Linked DNA regions of Homo sapiens: region 1 is linked to region 2. Evidence: chromatin loops called from intact Hi-C (ENCODE). Cell type or tissue: gastrocnemius medialis. All regions are shown on one strand. Links, peaks and the distances in the headings refer to the core of each region. The heading gives the core; the rest is flanking DNA.

Evidence for each region. Hi-C counts contacts between places; a loop is a spot of excess contacts. Peaks named below come from ENCODE experiments on the same cell type or tissue, not always from the same donor. Only the 100,000 strongest peaks of a DNase experiment are listed, where the experiment ranks them.
Region 1: it touches region 2 in a loop (2.4-fold over the local background); 3 of 110 quality-filtered maps call a loop at or near these places.

The regions. Positions count from the first base shown.
Region 1 is chr7:131,440,456-131,448,181 of GRCh38, forward strand. MKLN1 (muskelin 1) reads left to right here. Exons shown (of 18, transcript NM_013255.5): 11 at 3,026-3,247; 12 at 5,319-5,448. Among named protein-coding and RNA genes, the nearest start is that of PODXL, 110 kb to the right of the region's middle. In gastrocnemius medialis, for the core only: no CTCF peak of the experiment used is centred there; a DNase peak (open chromatin) is centred at 3,196; H3K27ac peaks cover 3,988 bases.
Region 2 is chr7:131,091,523-131,099,248 of GRCh38, forward strand. All of the region lies in intron 2 of LINC-PINT (long intergenic non-protein coding RNA, p53 induced transcript), which reads right to left. Among named protein-coding and RNA genes, the nearest start is that of LINC-PINT, 15 kb to the right of the region's middle. RefSeq lists an enhancer at 1-86. In gastrocnemius medialis, for the core only: no CTCF peak of the experiment used is centred there; a DNase peak (open chromatin) is centred at 3,409; H3K4me3 peaks cover 1,173 bases; H3K27ac peaks cover 3,981 bases.

The DNA of each region.
Region 1 (7,726 bases), core at 1,259-6,258, 350 kb after region 2:
GGGAAATTCAACTCAATTACATATGAAAAACTAAAAAGCAATAAATAACAAAGCTTTAGAGAGACATTCTAAAGAAAAACAATAAAAAGAAAAATAACAATAAATGAAAGTTATATCCCAGTACATTACCCCTTTCAGAAATGAAGACTTATCTACAAAGAGCGTAAAGAAGAATAGGTAATGATCATATAGCATAGGAATAAGATAAAACAAAGAGGTAAAAATGATTAACCAGGGAAGGTAGGCAGAGGAGAGCCAACATATATATATATAACTGGAGACTTTAAAGAAGAAAGCCAAAACAATGGAAAAAACAAATATTTATCAATTGAATTCAGGAACATTTTCCTGAAGAAAGATTTTACTCCGCATGTCAAATGGGCATACTATATTCAGAAAAAGTTGACCCAAATACTTAACTCTAAGACATATATTAATAACACTGACTATAAAAGATAAGAGATCATTTTATAGCAAGTAGACAAAATGATCAAGTCACCTATAAGAGAACTAAAATGAGACTGGTATCAGATTTCTCTACATCTACTTTCAGTGCCAAGAGATAATAGAGCAACATCTAGAAGACATTCAAGAAAAGACAGTATGAGCCAAGAATTTTATATCTAGCCAAACTGTCCTTCAAGTATAATCAGTTTTTGTGGAAATTACTAGAAAATGGAAAGTGAGCTAGCCAAGAAGTAGCAGGAAAAACTTCAGTTGAAGAATTGAAGATCTCAGCTCATTGATATTCTCACTGGGTCATGAGGCATTTTTGGAGGTTTGTAGAAGGGAGGGTGGTAGGTTGGACAACATTGGATACTTAGAAGCCTTTATAGCAATATCTTCAAATTTTGTGAGGAGAAGATTATTTTGAACCCAGCCAAACCCTTACCAATCTTGTATTCCTGTGATGAGTAAAATAAAGTCATTTTCAGGTTCAAAAAATAATTTTTCCCAGGAAAATAAGTGGTTATCCACTATTTTGATTTTAAAAATTAAATATCTAACTCCTGACATAATAAATGAATAGTCTTTAAACTTTTGGCTTTAAAGATTTTTTTAAGTCTTTGATGGAAAAGACATTATCACACAGAGTTTAATAAGTTTACTAGCTTTTCAGAAATTTTTTCGGAGAGTAAAAATGACAAAACAAATCAAAAGCGTGGAAATCGAATATTAAAAGGTTTCTTGGTTTAAACTGGTATGCTAGGAAGAACTACCAAGATAAAGATGTTTATACTTCAGCCCTGCAAACAAATGAGAATAAACCACATCAAAATTAAGCTTGAATATTCTCAAAAAGAAAGAAACTCTTTGTAGCCATACGAAGTAGAAAGGTAGGGGGTTGGTAACAAAGATTGGCCATTAGTATGAATCTGTGAGTTAATAAAAAATGGAAATAGACTCATTTAATGTGAGTCCCTAAAGATTTTCAGCATAGTTCCCAGATATTTGGAGTGATTGAGTCTGAAGTACTTCAGAAACGGAAATGTGACCCAGCTCCAGTGGAGCCCTCAACGGAGGCAGTGGATGGGGCCAAACTGAGTTGTTTTCAGCAGTGTGCTGATTTTAACTGTATGATCATTTTAAAAAATAGGAATACTTCCAGACATCTTTGTTTTTCAACCATGTTTACCAAGATTTCACCCTTGGGGAATAGATTTTCATCTTAATTTATGGAAGTCTTTGAGAAACCTGGGAAATGGCTAATGAGGTAGATCTTTTTAGTGGTAGATAAAAATTAGGAGATGTTAGAATCTTTTTAATAATAACTACAGTTTTTTAAAACAACATTTAAAATTATGAAAATAGCCAGGCACGGTGGCTCATGCCTGTAATCCCAGCACTTTGGGAGGCCGAGGCAGGCGGATCACCTGAGGTCGAGAGTTCAAGACCAGCCTGACCAACATGGAGTAACACCATCTCTACTAAAAATACAAAATTATCCTGGCGTGGTGGCATATGCTGGTAATCCCAGCTACCCGGGAGGCTGAGGCAGGAGAATTGCTTGAACCTGGGAGGCAGAGGTTGTGGTGAGCCAAGCTCATGCTGTTGCACTCTAGCCTGGGCAACAAGAGTGAAATTCTGTCTAGGAAAAAAAAACAAATTATGAAAATAGCCTTTTGTTTAAAAAAATACATAAATAGCAGAAGTAATCTGGTAGGAGAATTGAACATCAAATGGTTGGGTTTTATTTTAGCAAAACATAGATGTTTTGTGTACACAATTTATTCTTTATGTAAATGCCACTTACGTTCAACAGCTAATTCCCAACTTGGATTTATGTGTTATTTGAAACAGAATTTGATTCTTATTGTCTCGTGACAAATGGCTGTTTTCTCACACATTTTTATGAAAAGTTATAATCTTGAGTTGAAAGAATGGAAGAATAAAGCTTGACTTTTAAACATGAAGTGTATAGCTTAATTCAAAGAAAATTAAATAGTGCTATGTTAAAAGTAGGCAGAGTTCTTCACATTGTAGAAGTCAGTCTGGAGACTTGATTGTTGTAAATGTCCTTTTGTTTGTTTGTTTTACTGTTTTGTAACATAATCTGAAGGGTTTTATAAAAATAAATGCAGAGAGGTGAATTTAGCTTCACCACTCTTATTTGCATATCTGATCGCTTAGTAAATGGTAGTAATATTAATAGGATGCTTGCCTAGAATGAAAGAAGGGAATTTTTATAAGGAGGGTATGATCACTATTCACCCAGAATATAAGTATTCACTCTTACATATAAATCAACGCCTCATGTATCATTGGTTGATTTTGATAAAAATTATGCAATTTCAAGAAAGCAGAAAGCTCTTTATTCCAACATGTTTTTACCCTCACTGACAAAAATGACAACTTGAAAAATTATTTAGAAACTTGCATATGATAATCAGGGGTGGTATTTAGTGTCATTAGGGACAAAGTTTAGGGTTTTTTTGAGAATGTAAAACTGTACATGTTGGTTTTGTTTTAGCACATATGACAGGAACAAACTAAAACTATTCAATCTGTTGCCTTGTTCTGATAGATGTGTATGGACTCAGAAAAACATATGATCTACACTTTTGGTGGTAGAATTTTGACTTGTAATGGCAGCGTAGATGACAGCAGAGCCAGTGAACCACAATTCAGTGGCTTGTTTGCTTTCAACTGTCAATGTCAAACCTGGAAACTTCTTCGAGAGGACTCCTGTAATGCTGGGCCTGAGGACATCCAGTCTCGAATAGGACACTGCATGTTATTCCACTCAGTAAGAACATTCCGTACATTGCGTAAATGTTATTTTGTCATGTATATCTAGATAGGAAAAGAAGTGGTGAAATCTAATTCTTTAGGAAGAGATTAGTGTAGCAATGACAGAGAAAGACAAAACTTCTTTAACAGTGAACTGTTTGCTAATTATGAGACTCTTCCCATCAACCTGGTAATTCCTAAATAGTTACTACCTGGCTACCAACCTGGGCAATCTTATGACTAATTTCACTGCTTATGTAGATTTTGTAGCTATGTTCCTTTCTTATGCCTTTCCACTTACGTCTCTTAGTAATTAGAAGGACAATTTCTTACTCTGTTCTTATTTTCCCTTCTGCTATTCTCCATTAAGTACAAAGAATTTAAGATTTGATTTTATAGAATTAGAATTTAAATGTATCAGCAATGGTCAGGAGCAGTGGATCACTTGATTCCAGAAGTTTGAGACGAGCCTGGCCAACATGGCGAAACCCCATCCCCAGTAAAAATACAAAAATTAGCCTGGCGTGGTGACCTGTGCCTGTAGTCCCAGCCTCCCAAGTAGCTGGGATTACAGGCATGCACCACCACGCCCGGCTAATTTTTTGTATTTAGTAAAGACAGGGTTTCACCATGTTGGCCAGGCTGGTCTTGAACTCCTGACCTCAGGTGATCCACCCGCCTCTGCCTTCTGCGGTGTTGGGATTACAGGCATGAGCCACTGTACCTGGCCACTTTCTTGATGCTCAAATTTTTCTCTTTGGCTAGTAGGAGCACCCCCCACAACATATTTATGTATCTTTTTTTGTAAGAGAAAAATTAAATTGTGAATTCATACTGATATGTCTGATTCAAATAAAATATTTTTTATCTTAATGTCTTCTATTTTGTAACTTTATATCTTTTCTTTTTACCCCGACTGGAGCGCAGATCGTAGCTCACTACAGCCTTGAATGTCAGGGCTCAAATGATCCTCTCACCTTAGCCCCCCAAGTAGCTAAAACTACAGGTGTGTACCACCACACCTGGGTTTTGAGTAGTAGTAGTAGTAGTAGTAGTAGTAGTAGTAGTAGTAGAAGAAGTAGTAGTAGTAGTAGTAGTAGTAGTAGTAGTAGTAGTAGTAGTAGTAGTAGTAGTAGAAGTGGAAGTGGAAGTGGAAGTAGGAGACAGGGCCTTGCTGTGTTGCCCAGGCTGTCTCAAGCAATCCTCTCACCTTGGCCTGCCCAAATGCTAGGACTACAGGTGTGAGCCACCATGCCTGGCCTATTTTTGTGTCTTTTAAGGTTAAAATCCTGCTTCATAACATTAGTTGCTTTGTCTGTCTATAATAGCTTTCACAGTAAAGAAAACTAACAACAGAATCACTGAGTGCTGTTTAACGTTGCTTTCTGATTATTTTTCTGTTTAGGATTTAGACTTCTAGGGATGGGTAGTCAAAAAGTATGTATTAAAATCATTAGAAATACTATTTCTGTGTCTGAGTATATCTTTATATACAGATAGGTTTATTTGTTGGATTTTTTTTGCCCAAATTTTAGATTTTTTTTTTGAGTTAATTTTGTCTTCTAATTAAATAAAAGCATATACATTGTTCTAAAGTCAAAACCATACATCAAGGTATTATTTTTGGAGAGGTCTTCCTGCTCTGTTCCTGCCACTATAGGTAACTGTCTTTTATTAGGTTTTGGTTTATCCTTCCTTTGTTTTTCAAAAAAAGAAGCAATCTCTATTCTCGCTCTCGCTTGCGTGCTCTCTCTCTCACTTTTCCCCTCTCTCACATTCTCTTTCCCTCTCTCCCTCTCTTTTTGTCTGATGCACAGATATTCCTTCTTCTCCATTCCTACACAAAGGAAGAAGGAACCTGTATATATTATTCTGCACCTTGCTTTTCTTCTTTAACAGGATGTCCTAGAGATCCCCTTTTAGCAATATGTAGAGAGCTTCCTCTTTCCCTTTTATTCCAGCATAGTACTCCATTGGGATCTGTTATAAAATTACTTTTGTAGAGGTTTAAGTTTTTAAAGGATCATTCTGAGTTCTTCATGGAAGTGATAAGTTACTCCTTTCTTTTTTTTTTTCTTCTTTTTCAGAAAAATCGTTGCTTATATGTATTTGGTGGCCAGCGATCAAAGACCTATTTGAATGATTTCTTTAGTTATGATGTGGACTCTGATCATGTAGACATAATATCAGATGGCACCAAGAAAGACTCTGGGATGGGTAAGGGCATTGAGTGATTTCTTCTCTCATGTCTTAACTACTTTAGGTAGAAAACTGCAGTTCATTCTCTTTTCTTTCTAATCATTTTTCACCCTTTCTTTATTTCTTTAATTGAGTAATTCCAAGTAAGAGAAAGAAAATTCTACCAGCTTATTCAGTTCTATCTATTTTTAAATATGGGAATTACTATTTCCTTCAAGCAGAAAATATGTGAATTTCTAAATGAATTGTGTGTGTGCTTGTTGGGGGGCGGGGTAGGAAGAATCAATATCTTAAAAACTTTTTATTCTGTGTTTGCTAATTTTTTTCATCTTCTATTTTCACTGTAGTGATCTTTATATTAGGCACTAGCATAGTAGGGTGTGTGTCTTAAGGGGGGAACTTCATGGGATTGGTAACACCTTGTAAGTTTAAAAGCTCAGCATCTAGGAGGTTATTAGTAGTGGAATGGCTGGTTTGCTTAGATTATGCATATTGCCCTGGCATAATTATTAATAGTGCTCCATTCATTTTCAAAAGTGTCCTGTTTTGATCATTTATAGTTACCCTACATAGTAGTTGCTTTGCCTGTGATTATTGTACCTAAAAGAGTGGCTTTAATTAAGGTGCAATGGTTTAAAATGCTAATTTGAACAATAGAGTGAGAAATTAAATCAGCTGCTTTTCTTTTTAGCTGTTGCTTATAGATTGGTGTTTTTATTATTGGCTCTTTTGCCAAATGTGGATAAAAGCACTTGTTTCACAGACATTGTTTCTGGATATTTTATTGATTAATACAAGCTTCCTTTAAAACAAAAACAACAAAAATATTTTTAAATTAAAATATTTGTTCACATTTAAGAAGAAAAACTTGTTTTAAAACAAACAAACAAAAAAACAAAAGATAGGCAAGGCACAGTCGCATATGCCTGTAATTCCAGCTAGTCCAGAGACGGACATGGGAGGATTGCTTGAATCTAGGAGTTTAGGACCAGCCTGAGCAACAAAGCAAGACCCTGTCTCTACAAAAAGGAGGTTTCCAGATAAAAGTAGACTCAATAGATATGTTAAGCATTTGGAAGAAAAATCTGTTGATGAGTATAAATAGCATCTAATGTAAAAAACGAAGGATAGGGACACAACAGGAAAAGCGAAACTTTTTATAAAAAAGGAGACATTATCACAGTAAATTTCTTGGCTTTACAGTAAGCAGTATTTCCCTAATCATAATGCAGAACTACAGCCAGTTTAACCAAAAATTGGGATGAAATATAGTGGGAAGATAGTGTAAGTGTAGTAAACATCTTCGTCTATTACAACAGGAAATTAGTAGGTAATGTCTAAAATAGCAGCTTAGCATGTGATTTAGAAATATGGACCTGAATAGGTAATAACATTATTTACCCTATCTAAAATTGTCTTATTTACTCATTTATTTACTGTTGCCATAGGAGAGTGTAGAGCTATATGATTTAATATTTGACTTTCTCTGGCTTTTAAGAGTTATTCTAACTTACCATTAAAATAACTAGGAGGGTCAGGCGCAGTGGCTCATGTCTTTAATCCCAGCACTTTGGGAGGCTAAGGTGAGAGGACTGCTTGAGCCCAGGAGTTTGAGACTAGCCTGGGCAGCATAGTTAGCCCTCATCTCTATAAAATAAAAATAAAATAGCAGGAGAGAGGTAATACTCCTTCTACAATCCTAAGATGGGTCTCCCTGAAAAAGGTAGTGAAGATAGTAATTGATATGACAATATGTTGAAAATTATGGCATGCTGACTCAGTGCTAGACTACGGACACAGTGGATACAAGGCAATCACAGTCTCTCAAAGTGCTTATAATCTAGCTAGTAGGTAATGTATTCCCATGGATAATAATTACTACTCTTTATTTAGACCCTACCATATACCAGAATATCTTTAATTGGTGGTATTATTCTAATGTACAAGATGAAAACAGTTACACAACTACGTAATGACAGAGCTGGGATTTAGAAGTTTGAGTGCAAGGAAGGTGTTTCTGCCATGCTAAACTACTGCCCAAGATTAAAAGAAAAAAGTGGCGGCCACGTGAGGTGGCTTACACCTGTAATCCCAGCAGTTTGGGAGGCCAAGACAGGTGGATCACGAGGTCAGGAGATCGAGACCATCCTGGCTAACGTGGTGAAACCCCATCTATACTAAAAATACAAAAAATTAGCTGGGCGTGGTGGCGGGCGCCTGTAGTCCCAGCTACTCGGGAGGCTGAGGCAGGAGAATGGCGTGAACCCGGGAGGTGGAGCTTGCAGTGAGCCGATAT
Region 2 (7,726 bases), core at 1,299-6,298:
ACTAGAGCACTCTATGCGCGTACTCATTTACTTCACCTCACCATTTCATGGCCTAAGTACTGGGAACCCAGCTAGAGAGGAAGCACCTACAGCAAAAAGCCCTATATGAACAATTCTTTTGTAATTCCCACAGCACCTAACTCGTGCTATGCACATAATAGGTATTAAAAAAGTGTTCACTGAAAGAATGGTTTGTTGTTTTGTTTTGAGACAGGGTCTTACTCTGTCACCCAGACTAGAGTGCAGTGGCATGATCACAGGTCACTGTAGCCCTGGCCTCCCAAGCCCAAGTGATCCTCCTGCCTCAACCTCCCTGAGTATCTGGGATCACAGGCACAGGTCACCACACCTGGGTAAAGGCAAACTCTCACTATGTCGCCCAGGCTAGTCTCAAACTCCTGGACTCAAGCAATCTTCCTGCCTCAGCCTCCCAAAGTGCTGGGATTACAGGCGTAAGCCACCACGCCCGGCCTAGAATGGGCTTTTTTAAAACAATTAAGGGCATGGGAACTACTGCTAGGCAATGGGGGAAAGGTCTCAAAGCTCACTGGCAGAGTCTTCTGAAAAAAACCTCCAGTCTTTCAGCTTTTCTTCAATACTTTAAACTCACCTTTCCTATCCTTCCACATTGTTACAACTGTCTTCTCTCTGACACAAACAATGCCAGATTATCCTACTAAGAATGGAAAAACCTGTTCCACAACCATAAATAAAGCAACTCTAGAAGTTGGAGCAGCAAAATTCTCTTAAATTTTACTTACATGATGAGATTACTCTTGAAGACTGTAAGAAAGTGTAAACCACTTGAAAAGAGTACCTCTGAATAACGTGTCCATGGACTATTCCTGCAGTTTGAAACTAGGGAAGAACTGCCTTTTAAAGTGTTTTAACTTCAGTTAATCAAGACAATGCTAGAGACATCTGAATACAGAAGCAACTAGCATCTTGACTCAGACAGCCTGTGTCTAACAACAACACGTGTTGAAAAGTTGATTCACTAACAAGAAAAAAACAGGAATGCTACTAAAAAATAGGGGTACTACTTAAAGTGAAATTGCAAGAACCTACAATAAGAAGAATTGAAACCTATTTCATTTTTTTTCACCTGATTGGAATTCAGAAGGACCTAAAAATACAACCCTCCGAAAATTAAGATCCAAAGAGGTTAAACACACCTAATCCAATATCTCGTAACTCAGAAGTTAAAGTCAAAGCTTGCTTGAGAACTCAAATATAATGGTCTTCTCATGCTATTCTGTCCACTTCACTTCTAAATTTCCTAACCTTATCTTCTGCCCAAAAAGCACAGTGGACAGGGAGGTGGAAGACCTAACTGTGGTCCGCTATGCTGTGAACCAGGTGTGTAAGTTTAAGTAAATTGTCTCATTTATAAAATGAGAAGATTGAACTCAATGTGCTCCCAAGGCCCTTACAGCTAGAATATACTGTGCTCCTTCAGAGTGGCATAGGTCACAGTTGCTATTTAACACAAATTTGACTCTACCACATTTTTTACATACCAAACTCTGTTATAATTTAAGAAATTTAAAAATACTACTTTAACCCAAACAATATCTTTGTTTACCAAAAATTTCCATACGTAGAAAGGACCCTGAAATTCTATATGGTTATTTATTACCAAAATTTAGGCAAACTGTTCTTTAAACTTCAATCTGAAACCTATTTGAATGCCTAGTTAAATCTGAAAGTCTAAACACCTATCTGAAACCTATTTGAATGCCTATTTAAATCTGAAAATTTAAACATCAATCTGAAACCTATTTGAATGCCCATTTAAATATCAAAAACAGCTTGAGAAGTGATACATTTCACATATCTTTTCCATTCAACCTGAAATATGCTATATAAACATATTAAACTCTTCAGAAATAATTTGCACTGGCTGGGTGTGGTGGCTCACGCCTGTCATTCCAGCAATTTGGGAGGCCGACGTGGGTGGACCATCCGGGAGGTTAGAAGTTCGAGAGACCAGCCTGGCCAACTTGGTGAAACCCCGTCTTTACTAAAAATATAAAATTAGCCGGGTGTGGTGGTGCATGCCTGTAATACCAGCTACTTGGGAGGCTGAGGCAGGAGAATTGCTTGAACCCAGGAGGTGGAGACTGCAGTGAACCGAGATCATCCCACTGCATTCCAGCCTGGGCAACAAGAGTGAAACTCCGGGCCAGGCACAGTGGCTCACACCTGTCATCCCAGCACTATGGGAGGCTGAGGTGGGTGGATCACCTGAGGTTAGAAGTTCAAGAGACCAGCCTGGCCAACATGGTAAAACCCCATCTCTACTAAAAATACAAAATTAGCCAGGTGTGGTGGTGCATGCCTGTAATACCAGCTACTTGGGAGGCTGAGGCAGAAGAATTGCTTGAACCCAGGAGGTGGAGGTTGCAGTAAACCAGGGTTATCCCACTGCATTCCAGTCTGGGCAACAAGAGTGAAACTCCAGGCCGAGCACGGTGGCTCATGCCTGTAATGCCAGCACTTTGGGAGGCCAAGGCGGGTGGATCACCTGAGGTCAGGAGTTCGAGACCAGCCTGGCCAACATGGTGAAACCCCGTCTCTACTAAAAATATAAAACTAGCTGGGTGTGGTGGTGTATGCCTGTAATACCAGCTACTTGGGAGGCTGAGGCAGAAGAACTGCTTGAACCCAGGAGGCAGAGGTTGCAGTGAGCCAAGATCATCCTACTGCATTCCAGCCTGGGCCACAAGAGTGAAACTCTGTCTCAAAAAACAAACAAACAAACAAACAAATAAATAATTTGCACCAGCATGCGATTTTACAGACCATAATATCAGAGTAAAATTTGTCTTTAGTTCTGGACTGCCATTAATCAGGCTAAAAAAAATGCCTATGGTAAGTGTAGGATGTTTCCTAGGCTATCCATATAAGGAATGGAAGAAGGTAAAAGGAAAAAGAGAAGAAACGGAAAAGAACCAAAAAAGACAAAAAAGGAAGGAAACTGAGTGAGTAAAGAACGCAGGAAAAAACGACAATAAACAGGGAGGAAAAGAATGGCCCACAACTGGCTTGCTGATATGCCAGGGCCAGGGTGGGCCTGCATCCACAAAACACTCAGACAGATTCCAGACGTATTCAGGTTTTTTGTTTGTTTTGTTTAATTTTGGACAGAAAGTTTACCCAGAGGGGACATGTTTCCTTGTGCCTGCTCCTAGGCTCCCTGTTGAGGACTAGGAAGATTCCAATGCATGAAAAGGAACACAGAGTCCACAGTCCAGAATACTCTAGATGAGGGGCCCCCAAGTCCCGGGCTACAGATGGGTACTGGTCTGTGGCCTGTTAGGAACTGGACCACGCAGCAGGAGGTGTGCAGTGGACTAGCAAGCAAAGCTTCATCTGTATTTACAGCCGCACCCCATCACTCGCATCACCGCCTGAGCTCCGCCTCCTGTCAGATCACCAGCAGCGTTGGATTCTCATAAGAGCACCAACCCTACTGTGAACTGCACATGCGAGGGATCTAGGCTGCGGGTTCCTTACGAGAGTCTAATGCCTGACGGCCTGTCATTGTCTCCCATCATTCCGAGATGGGACCATCTAGTTACAGGAAAACAAGCTCTGGGCTCCCACTGATACTACATTATGGTGAGTTGTATAATTACTTCATTATATATGACAATGTAATAATAATAGAAATAAAGTGCACAATAAATGGAATGCGCTTGAATCAACCTGAAACCATCCCCCACCCCACCCATCCGTGGAAAAATTATCTTCCACAAACCAGTCCCTGGTGCCAAAAAGATTGGAGACTGCTGCCCTAGATGACTGACCTGCAATGTCCAAGACCCAACATGTTCCTGAGGAGTAATCTTACCAGAGCTTACAGCTCTTACTCCAAAAGAGCACGATGATCAACAAACACGTTTTAGGAAGTAAGATGAGTATTTATGCAATTACAGTTCAGTGCTTTAAAACAACTGTTACCCTCCAAAAACAACAATAAATGTGGTCAGAATGCATCCATTGCCAATGGATTCTCGGGAGCCACTGTGGTTTCCCTCCACAATGCAGGACCGCTTTCTGGGGTAAGTGGCTGGACCACTCAGACCAAGAATGAGCCGAGGACGTGCCGCCACTGTTTCCCACAGAAGAGCAAATGTTCTTCAGTTATTGCAAGGCATGATTTCTCATACAGATGATCACTTTTAAAACTTTAGAGCAATTCTGTTGTTTGGATATTTCTGTTGTTTAGAATCCCAAATGATCTTTTATTTTTTAAAAAAATATGTATCTCAAAAACATACTGCAGATGATATGAAATGACTAAACAGGGTACTGATTAAGTCTATAAAGTCATTGTTCCAAACTGCTTGTTAGGCAGTAACAAAGATATATGGCAAAGAACAAACCCCTATGTTTCTTTTTCAGAAGAATTAAATTAGTAGCAGAAAGAATCTCAATTTAGAACCCTTTAAAAGGGGGAGCAAAGGGGGATGTTATATCTTTTTCCATAAAAATAAGAGACGTGTAAGCAGAGTAACTTTTTGTAAGCTAACTAAGAGGCATAAAACAAACTACAGATTTCAAAGATAAAATCCAAAATAAACAACATTTAAAAAAAAAACTTTCATTTGCTATTAAATACCTGAATTTTCAGGCAATACACGCTAAAAATGGAAGAGTCACCACAAATTATTTTGGAAGTGAGCCCATAAAAAGTAGGTATTATAAAGTTCTAAAAAGCTAAAAAATAGGAATAGCTAAAGGAATATGAATGACACTAAGGACAAAGGATTAAATAAATGTTCTTAGCATAGCAATAACTAATCTCTCTGGAAACAAACAAAAAAGATAAACACAGATTTTAAAAAATAAACAATATGTGCAATGAATGCATGACACATCAATACAAAAGCAGACAGCAAAACAACTGTCAGTGGCCTTGACAATGGACAGATAAGTAGCTTGGTGAACATAACAAAAAGATTCAGTACTAACAAAAATGTCCCTAGAAATAGGACACTAGCACTTACGGTCACAGGCCATGCACAATTTTGCAAGAGAAAGATCTGAAGTGGCATTTTTTATGAGTTGTATAAGAATTAACAGAGGCATGAAGCAGGTTCCCAGAAACTCTCCTAGTGGTTTAAATACCATCACCGAAAGAACAACTTTAGAAGGCCACTGCCTCCTTCATGGAGATGAAAAGCAGCCGAATATTTCACACCTGTGTCAGCAATTTTTCCAAAGTGTAATCCAGGTTCAATATTCGGGTATTCTAACGTAGATATCACAATAAAGACAAGGGTGCCCTCCTGACCCATCCCTAACTCCTGAAGAAGAGGGCGGGCCACAAGGCAGGCAATCTAATTTAAGGAGTCCAAGATCGTTTTACCTGGGGACTCAAAGGCATCACCCCTACACTGAGACCAGTCTTGATTACTGGGTACCTTTCAAAATGCTGAAGTTTCCTGTGAGGGTCTACAACCATACCACCGTATGAATAATCTCAATCACAGCATTTTAGGGCTGGAAAGACCGTTCTCCATCCAACCTCTCATTTCAGATGAGCGGAGACTCAAATCTCTCACAGGGTTCCATAGCTAGTTGGAACCAGAAATCCAGCAGAAATACTGTAAGCAAGCTTGTCCAAGATGTGGTCCAGGACAGCTTTGAATGTGGCTCAACACAAATTCACAAACTTTCTTAAAACGCTATGAGATTTTTTTTGCAATTTTTTTTTTTTTTAGCTCATCAGCTATCGTTAGTGTCCGTGTATTTTACGTGTGGCCCAAGACAGTTCTTCTTGTTCCAGTGTGGCCCAGGGAAGCCAAAAGATTGGACACTCCTGGAGGTGCAGCACAGTATCTAACACTACCTCAATACTTTTTCCACCGAACTACGTAAGACCAGCCACAGCCCAGAAAAAGAACTTCCCACAGGAAAAGGAGGAAGAGGAAAATGTGGAGGAAATCTACGAGGAGGGGATTGGCCAACCGCAAGTCAGCATGGGATGCTGGACACCTGGCCGTGCGAGAAACAGAAACGTGAGAAGTTGGAAGAAAGGAGCATAAAGAGATGGGAGAAGGCAAAGGCAGACACTGCCACTTAAGCACTAGTCTAGTAAGACTAGTACTTAATAAAGTACAAGAAAAAAGAACGGTCATTAACATCCTAACTCTCTAAAGCACAGGAGCCTTTTTAAAGGGCTTGAGGAAGTGGCAGAGACAAACTCCAAGAAAGCCTGGAGGAGGGGATCACACAGCAGCTCCCTGATTCACTAATTCAGAGGTGGTCCCAGCATCTTGTTAAGCAGACTGCCAACCCCAGCCTCACACTGTCAAGTCTGAAGGATTTGAAAGTTTCACAGATTTAACTACGAAGATTATGTCACAGATACATATTTGAGTCAAGAAATGAGTACAGATCTGGGTAGCAAATCACACGTAGCTCTTTTCAAAGAGAAAGAGGTGATCAAAATCTAAAGCTGGGTCCATGAAACATAGCTCAAATCAATTACGCGTATGCCAAATCAACTCTTAAGATTTTAAGGCTCAATCCTCTTATAAAAGCGGTGAGACAATATACAATTTCAAGATAAAACTAAAACTGGTAGTGTGAAAAGCAGAGAAGTCTCATGGTCTCAACCCAGCTTCGTGGTCTGCGCTATACAAATGATTTGTTTCCTAATCCATAAAGCACGCCTAGTAATAACGGTCATGTGTGCCTTCCAGAAACTTGATTTAAACAAGGTAACGATCATAAAGCAATCTAAAAATGTAAGCATTGCATGAATTCTGGGCATAACTTTGGAAAGGCATTTGACATGAGTCAAATAATAGCACCTGGCGATATTGCGAAGTATTCACCAGAAACAAAAAGGAAAACTTATTCATTTATTATTTTCTAACAAAGAACCCTGTGCTATTGACTCATCTTGACATAGTTAATATGTCTTTTAAAAGTTTCAGGACATTTAAAAACTTACAACATTCCATTTTTGTCTTCCCATTCCCTGCTCACCAATTTCTTCTATTTTATTTCTCTGCTTTCAGGTAAAGTTATATATATTTTCCTCAAAGTCTTAACTTTTCTTTTCTCTCCAATACATTTAGTCATATTAGAATATACTGTCAAACCTCACTTGGACTCAACTTGAGTCCATCTGATTCTCAGCACCTGGGAGTCTGGTTTAACATGGAATGCTTCCAGAGCGCCACCTGTCCTCTTAGAATGCCTTGGAATCTCCACCAACGCCTCCCCAAGATCTTCCCTCTCCCATAAACATACACCCTAAGAACGGTGTGCTTGCTATGAAAGGGCTGCTTGAAGACAAGTCTCCTAGTAACCCCACTCCCTTTCCTACCAGATTCCAGCCCCACAGTCCCCTCATTTAGAAACTACAGAGCCACCACTGTTCTCCAAGGTCATCAAAATCAGGAATGACTGTGCCCTGACGTACTCATCCATGCCCCGATGGACATTTCCTTCCCGCAACCATGATTCTTCCGTGAGGCTGTTATCTTTAGGGGATGTCCAAGTTAACGCTGTCACAGTCTATTATGGACCCAAATCCGTGGAGTTTTGTCTAGAAAAAACTGTGTCTCATGAAAATCATTTTATCTAGTGAGTCCACAACTATATAATGTGCTGCATTGTACTCTGTAGCTGCATATTAAGAGAAGACCACATGCCATGTCATGCACCTGTAGTCCCAGCTACTCAGAAGGCTGAGGTGGGGGGA